Linked DNA regions of Homo sapiens: regions 2 and 3 are each linked to region 1. The links are chromatin loops, found by intact Hi-C in ENCODE. Cell type or tissue: heart right ventricle. All regions are shown on one strand.

Evidence for each region. A loop is a pair of places that touch in the nucleus more often than their neighbours do. Peaks named below come from ENCODE experiments on the same cell type or tissue, not always from the same donor. Only the 100,000 strongest peaks of a DNase experiment are listed, where the experiment ranks them.
Region 2: it touches region 1 in a loop (2.0-fold over the local background); 19 of 110 quality-filtered maps call a loop at or near these places.
Region 3: a loop joins it to region 1, with 6 times the contacts of the local background. A loop is called at or near these places in 39 of 110 quality-filtered maps.

Annotation. Positions count from the first base shown.
Region 1 is chr17:75,425,336-75,427,835 of GRCh38, forward strand. No RefSeq gene overlaps it. Among named protein-coding and RNA genes, the nearest start is that of MIR3678, 21 kb to the left of the region's middle. RefSeq lists an enhancer at 1,410-1,469. In heart right ventricle, a CTCF peak has its summit at 1,155 (motif pointing right); a DNase peak (open chromatin) is centred at 1,186; H3K4me3 peaks cover 447 bases; H3K27ac peaks cover 782 bases.
Region 2 is chr17:75,474,826-75,477,325 of GRCh38, forward strand. The region is part of intron 2 of TMEM94 (transmembrane protein 94); the gene reads left to right. Among named protein-coding and RNA genes, the nearest start is that of TMEM94, 19 kb to the left of the region's middle. In heart right ventricle, no CTCF peak of the experiment used is centred here; a DNase peak (open chromatin) is centred at 1,226; H3K4me3 peaks cover 2,024 bases; H3K27ac peaks cover 2,500 bases.
Region 3 is chr17:75,749,001-75,751,500 of GRCh38, forward strand. ITGB4 (integrin subunit beta 4) reads left to right here. Exons shown (of 40, transcript NM_000213.5): 27 at 1-45; 28 at 1,111-1,268; 29 at 1,680-1,860; 30 at 1,974-2,111. It also overlaps a transcript of GALK1 not described here. Among named protein-coding and RNA genes, the nearest start is that of GALK1, 15 kb to the right of the region's middle. In heart right ventricle, CTCF peaks have their summits at 1,067 (motif pointing left) and 1,267 (motif pointing left); a DNase peak (open chromatin) is centred at 1,051.

The DNA.
Region 1 (2,500 bases):
ACCCTGCTAATTTTTGTATTTTTAGTAGAGACTGGGTTTCTCCATGTTGCCCAGACTGGTCTTGAACTCCTGGGCTCAAGGGATCTGCCCACCTTGGCTTCCCAAAGTGTTGAGATTACAGGTGTGAGCCACTGTGCCCAGTGCCTTAAAGCTTTATAGAAAAAATAATGGCAGGCCGGGCACAGTGGCTCACACCTGTAATCCCAGCACTTTGGGAGGCCAAGGCAGGCAGGTCACCTGAGGTCAGGAGTTCGAGACCAGCCTCGCCAATGTGGAGAAACCCCGTCTCTACTAAAAATACAAAATTAGCCGGGTGTGGTGGCACATGCCTGTAATCCCAGCTACTCGGGAGGCTGAAGCAGGAGAATCACTTGAACCCGGGATGCGGAGGTTGCGGTAAGCCGAGATGGCGCCACTGCACTCCAGCCTGGGCAACAAGAATGAAACTCTGTCTCACAAAAAAAGAAAAGAAAAGAAAAGAAAAAATAATGGTCCGGAGCGGTGGCTCACACCTGTAATCCTAGCACTTTGGGAGGCCGAAGTGGGCAGATCACAAGATCAGGAGTTCGAGATCAGCCTGATCAACATGGTAAAACCCCGTCTCTACTAAAAATACAAAAATTAGCTGGATATGGTGGCAGGCCCCTGTAATCCCTGCTACTCGGGAGGCTGAGGCAGGAGAATCACTTGAACCTGGGAGGAGGAGCTGCAGTGAGCCGAGATCGCACCACTGCACTCCAGCCTGGGCAACGCAGTGAGACTCCGTCTTAAAAAAAAAGAAAGAAAGAAAGAAAAAAAATGTCTTAGGGCCCCTTTACAGAGAAAACATGCCACTCCAGCCTGTAGCTAAGCAGGTGTACCCCTGGTGGACAAGTGACTTACCCAGGACGATCACTGCCGAGGCCAGGATTTGGGAACATTCAAATGTAACTCGGTGGTTTCACATTTTACATGAAAGCATACTTCACGGTTTTAATTAGCAAGTGGAATAACTTCTACTTGCTCATGTTGTCAGCCCTACGTGTTGCCATCAACCACAGGGTAATTAGTGAGGGAAAGGATCAAGCGGCTTCTGTTGTGACAAAGAGTGCAGCATTTGTAGGTGATCCTTACCTAGGCTGGAAAATCGGGTACTTCCCTTGGTTGCCATTAGATGTCACTCGAGACAGGCAGGCATTTCCTCAGAGGTGGTTGTAGAACTAACTAACTGTAAAGGAATGCAGTCCTTTGGCTCCAAAAATGGATTCGACCTTGCTGCCCGGACTCGCCGCACTAGAAGTGCCAGGAAACGTTGTTTGATGGAGCGTGGAGGAAATATCCTGTTGCACCATATGTAATGGAAACCCTATTTCCCTGGAACCAAAACAGAATTCACGACCCAACAAGACTGCTCTCTCCCTCCCCCGCCAACCCCTAAATCTTTGTTAACCACAAGTTTCTTTTCTTTCTTTTTTTTTTGAGACCGAGTCTCGCTCTGTCACCCAGGCTGGAGTGCAGTGGCGCGATCTTGGCTCACCGTAAGCTCCGCCTCCTGGGTTCAAGCCATTCTCCTGCCTCAGCCTCCCGAGTAGCTGGGATTACAGGCGCCCACCACCACGCCCGGCTAATTTTTTTGTATTTTTAGTAGAGACGGGGTTTCACCGTTGTAGCCAGGATGGTCTTGATCTCCTGACCTCGTGATCCGCCGGCCTTGGCCTCCCAAAGTGCTGGGATTACATGCGTGAGCCACTGCGCCCGGCCAACCACAAGTTTCAATTCTTTGTGGTTACAAAAGAACAGAAATAATGTTTTCCCATTTACTTAATAAACTCAGAAGCTGCATTTTCTCTGCCTTCTATGAAACATATCTTCCCTTTCTACTAGACTCTTTTTTGGTTTTATGGCTCAAGGGCAGAAAGTTGTGGAATTTATTCTCTTTTCACTTCTAAAACATTTTCAGACTTAGATTGCTCAGTGGCAAAGTCTGATGTCTTCCTCTCTGGTTAGGATCCTGAATGTATGGACATTTTGTCTTAGGAGCAAAAATGAAATAATGCACACAGTGTGTTTAGCTCAGAGTCTAACCCTCAGCAAGCTCTTAAATGTAAGCTACAGCTGGGCACAGTGGCTCATGCCTGTAATCCCAGCACTTTGGGAGGAGGCCGAGGTGGGCGGATCACTTGAGGGCAGGAGTTCGAGACCAGCCTGGCCAACATGATGAAACCCTGTCTCTACTAAAAATACAAAAATTAGCCATGCGTGGTGGCAGGCACCTGTAATCCCAGCTACTTGGGAGGCTGAGGCAGGAGAATTGCTTGAACCCGGAAGGTGGAGATTGCAGTGAGCCGAGATTGCACCGTTGCACTACAGCCTGGGCAACAGAGCGAGACTCAGTCTCAAATGAAAAAAAAGTAAGCTACTACTACTACTGCTATTATTATTGTATGTCTGGATCATGACAGTAAGATAATTGCCAGTTAGAACCTAGAGGAACAAGATTGGTTGCAAGGATGCAAGCCTG
Region 2 (2,500 bases), 49 kb after region 1:
TTCAAAGCCCTCACCCCTGTCCCCGGTCCTCCAGCCCACAGTGGCCCTGCTGTGGCAGTGACAGCCTGGGTTCCTGCTGCTTGGGTGCAGGGCTCCCTTCTCCATTTGCTGAGGTGGGTAGTGTAGGAAGGGAGGCAGGGCCCAGAGAGGGCTGTGCTGGGGCCTGCACAGCACGTGGGCTAGTCCCTGTGTGCTGTTCTTTTTGGGGCCTGTCACATAGAAGGGACAGTGTTTGTGGACTTGTAGCTCCCACCCGAGCAGTGCCTCAGGGACAGGAGAGAGGGGACAGGAGTCTTTCTCTTTGGCTACAGCCAGATTGCAGAGCAGCAGCATCCTCACAGTGGCTGGCGTGGAAGCTGACCCCCACTGCCAACCTTTCCTTCTCTCCATGGAGTCTTCCTGTTCTTAACCTCTGGACTGCCCGGGCCCTCCCTTCTGTTCTCACTCAGCACTCTGTTTGGGGGCCGCACAGGGAGTTGCACTCATGAAAGGGAATGGGGAGGCTGGCTTGGGCTGCTGAGGCTCCTTCTTCCCTGCAGCTTGAGATGGTGTCGTCTAGGAAACGGAGGGCCCTGGAGAAACATGCTCAGGCTCCAGCTCACACTCTCCAGCTCTGGGACCTGTTAGGCTGTTTCCTCTCCCCTGGGGTGTGTAACCCCATTATAAGGATGGTTTTAGGCAGAGAAGTGTCCCATCCACTCCCCATGCCTCGGCCCCTGCTTCACCCAGGGTGCCTGTGCTGAGAGCATCCTGTATGTCAAACTCGCGGTCCCTGAATGATGCCTCTGGAGCCATGACTCACTCAGGCTCTGCCTGATGCTCTGGCATGTGCTGAGGCAGGAGCCCCAGGTATCTGGCCTCCTTTCTGCCTGGGGGATGCAGGGCCTGGGCATTCCCGGGCAGCCTCATGGGCCCAGCAGCACTTGGGCCGGTGTGTCTGAATGTATTGGGGCATCACCGGCTGCTGGCCCGGCTCTTCCCTGCATGGCTGTGAGGGTCTCCGTGCTACCTGGCAGGAAGGTGTTGGAGTCTTCAGAGGCCCTTTGGGCTGGCTCTTCCCTCCCTACTGGATCCTTCCTTCTGTCAGCTGCCTGGCCTTGGGCTTTGCCTTCCTAGAAGTCACTGCTCAAATCTTCTCAGCGGCCAGTCCATCCCGTCCCCCTCCACACAGGATGTGCTACTATTAATAACCCACAAGTCCCCTCTCCCCTCCTTCCTGCAGCTGTAACTATGGAAAGGGCTGTTGGCTTGGCTCCATGCTGGGGAGTTGCCGTGTGATTTGGGGACTTCTCATGGATGATGGGCTCACCCAGTGACTTGGGGACAAAGGACAGGTAGTTTGGGAAGAGAGCTGGGATTTGTGTGTCCCAGGGTTCCCCTTGATACTGGCAGTTGTCTTCAGGTTTCTGGGACAGGGGCAGTTTCTCCTCCATCTATCCCTCTGTCTGTCCATATCCTGGCTGCATGGTGCCCCTCAGCTAACCCCACTGTGGCCTCCTCTGAAGAACAGGCCAAGCTCCTGGATATCTGGCAGCGCGTTGGACAAACTTTCTCTTCTCAATGCTCCTGTTTCCTCCCTCCTTCTCTTTCCTCTTCTCCCCTCCCTCCCGCCCTTCCAGGGCTGCTGCCTCCTCCTCCCTCCCTGAATCTGCAGCGTGACTAGAAATAGGCTGAATTAATCAGCAGATTGAAGCTCTGCTCTGCTGCGCCTGATTCTGTGCAGCACCCGGCTTCTTGCTCACACACTCTCAGCTGTCTCCGTCTCTTCTCTCCTCTTCTCTCTCTCTCTCTTTTCACCCTCCCCGCTTTGAGGGAGGTGTTGGAAGTTCTTGCAGCTGACTGCTTGTGGCTCAGACTCTGGCCCATGCTCTTTAAGCAGGCAGAGCTATGGATGCCCCATCAGGGCAAAGGCAACAAAGTGAGTATGCTGGCAGGGCTTTTACGCTTCTCTTTAAAATGCTGTGTTCCCTGCTTTGTGTGGGAGTCTTCGGGTTAGCGGTTGCTGTGAGAGTCCTGAAGACAATGCAAAATGGGAGGCTGCTTGAATGAGCATGGGTAGCTGGGACCTGGGAAGGGGATTGGGAATGAGAGCCAGAAGGCCAGTGTGCCTGGGTAGCTGCCAGCCAGGTGCCCGAGTCACCCAGAGCAGGACTGGACCCAAGCCTCCCAGGGGATACCCTGCCAAGGCATGTGAGGACCTGGGTTTCCATGCACAGGTGACAGAAGCTCAGGGCCAGGATGCCATCCCTCCTCAGGGCCAATGAAGGCACTTTGAAGGCACAAGGAAGGACCATGTGGGGAACTAAGACAAGAGCCACCAGGGTGGGGAGGATTTTTTCCTAGGTCCTGGTGGCTACAGGAGGTGGGGAAGAATGTGGGTGAAAGTACTAAGGTCAGCATGAGCCAGGAAAAGGAGGAAGCAGCTCTGCTCAAGGCTCTGATTTGCCTGGCTGCAGACAGTCCATCTGTGTCTGGCCCAACTCAGAAGAGTGTATAGTGG
Region 3 (2,500 bases), 320 kb after region 1:
ACCTGGGCCAGCCCCACTCCACCACCATCATCATCAGGGACCCAGGTAGGCAGAGCCTGGGGGTCGGCTTAAGCAGGAGGAGAGGGAAGACTGGGGGGTCTCTCAACTAGGTCTGTCAGACTTAGCAAATCCAAACACAGGACGCCCAGGTAAATCTGAATTTCAGGTAAACAACATACACGTTGGTAGGATAAGTATGTCCCATGCAATATTTGGAACATACTTATCCTTTTTTTTGCAAAATGGGCTGGGTATACTGGCTCACACCTGTAATCCCAGCATTTTGGGAGGCCAAGGTGGGAGGATCACTTGAGCCCAGGAGTTCTAGACCAGCCTGGGCAACATAGTGAGACCTCGTCTCTACAAAAAATAAACAAATTAGCTTGGCATAGTGGTGTGCACCTGCAGTCCCAGCTATTCCGGAGACTGAGGTGGGAGGATCACTTGAGCCCAGGGGGTCTGGGCCGCAGCAAGCTGTGATCGCACCACTGCACAGCACCTGGGCCATGGAATGAGATCCTGTCCCCCAAGAAAAAATAATCTTGTTGTTTATCTGAAATTCAAATGTAACTAGGCATCCTGCATTTTATCTGGCAACCCTACAGCTAGAGAGGCTGTTGTCACCACACAATAGGAATTCTCCCATCAGACCCTGGCCCTTTGGCTTCAGCCTCAATTCCAACTAACATGCAGATGCTTGTGGAAGGAAGGAGTGGGCCAGTTAGTTCCTATCAGCCCTCAGCCTCCCAACTGGGAGAAAGCCTGCCAGGAAGATGGGAGAGGAGGGAGATACTCAGGGTACAGTGTGGAGATGGGGTGGGGAGCAAATGTTCTCATGTGGAATGTTCCCTGAGCTGCCAAGGGAGAAAGGGGCAGACCAACTCCCTCCCGCTTCTGTTCCTCCAGAGACCCTCCTGGGTCCTCCGCCAAGCTTGGCAGGATGCTCTATGTGGCAGCAATGGGGCACCACCAGGTCTCCAGAGACGCGGGTGGGCAGGTCTGAGTTGAATGCGCTGGGTAGAGCGCCCTGGGTGTTGAAGTGGGTCTCTGGCGCCCCCTGGTGGTGAAGGGGGATCTGAGTGGTTGCCCGGCCCCAACCTGACCCGTTAGATGAACTGGACCGGAGCTTCACGAGTCAGATGTTGTCATCACAGCCACCCCCTCACGGCGACCTGGGCGCCCCGCAGAACCCCAATGCTAAGGCCGCTGGGTCCAGGAAGATCCATTTCAACTGGCTGCCCCCTTCTGGCAAGCCAATGGGGTACAGGGTAAGGCGGGGGGCTGAGGGTCACGACAGGTGGATGGGCGGTCTGGCACCAGCACTCACAGAAGAGGTGGGCCGTCCAAGGCCAGGGCCCCCTGAGAGAGAGCAGACAGTGGAACCTAGCACAGGTGGTCAGAGGGAAACCCGGTCTGTGCTGGGAAAGAGGGAAGACCCATTCCTGAGTTTATCAGACATTTGCCCTCCTTCCTAGAATGGGGCCCCCTCCCACCCCCGCATGGGAGATACCCCCACCTGCTCTGCCCTAGTCCTGACGTGTGCACATGGCAGATCTCTCAGCCCCTCCCTCGGGCCTCATCTGTGCAAAGAGGACAGTAAGGGCAGAGGTCAGAGGAGGGACAGGCAGCTTGGGTGCCTGCTGCTCCCTGCTGACCAGGACCCCTGTCCCTGGGGGTAGGTAAAGTACTGGATTCAGGGTGACTCCGAATCCGAAGCCCACCTGCTCGACAGCAAGGTGCCCTCAGTGGAGCTCACCAACCTGTACCCGTATTGCGACTATGAGATGAAGGTGTGCGCCTACGGGGCTCAGGGCGAGGGACCCTACAGCTCCCTGGTGTCCTGCCGCACCCACCAGGAAGGTGAGGCCTCGCCATGTCTGTCCATTTGTCCCCTGGCTGCCCTGATGCCAGCATGCCCAGACCTCCCTCCCTCTGCCACTGACAGCACTCTTCCTGTATTCCCCGCTCCCTAGTGCCCAGCGAGCCAGGGCGTCTGGCCTTCAATGTCGTCTCCTCCACGGTGACCCAGCTGAGCTGGGCTGAGCCGGCTGAGACCAACGGTGAGATCACAGCCTACGAGGTCTGCTATGGCCTGGTCAACGATGACAACCGTAAGAACCAGATCCTTCTTTCCTGCCCACAGGGAGAACAGCCATGGAAGGGGAGGGGACAAAGCTGGAGGGAGCTCTTGGTCACTCCCTGGACCTGCTGTGCAGGGCACTCGAGGCCTTCATCCTGGTCAGCGGATAAGCCTGAGGCATCTTTAGGGTTTTGGCCAGATTTGGGCTGGGTTGCATTCTAAGACCAAACCCAGAAGGTTGCAGGGTGGGTGGTTACCTATGTGGAGTGAGGTCACAGGCCCAGGGGTACCCCTCCCCATGCAGGTAACCAGGGAGCTCACACGTGCATGGTTTTCTTAGGGTGAGAGGAAAGTTACCGGATTTAGCAAACAGAAATACAGGAGGTTCTGAATTTCAGATAGCACTTTAAAAGATTATTT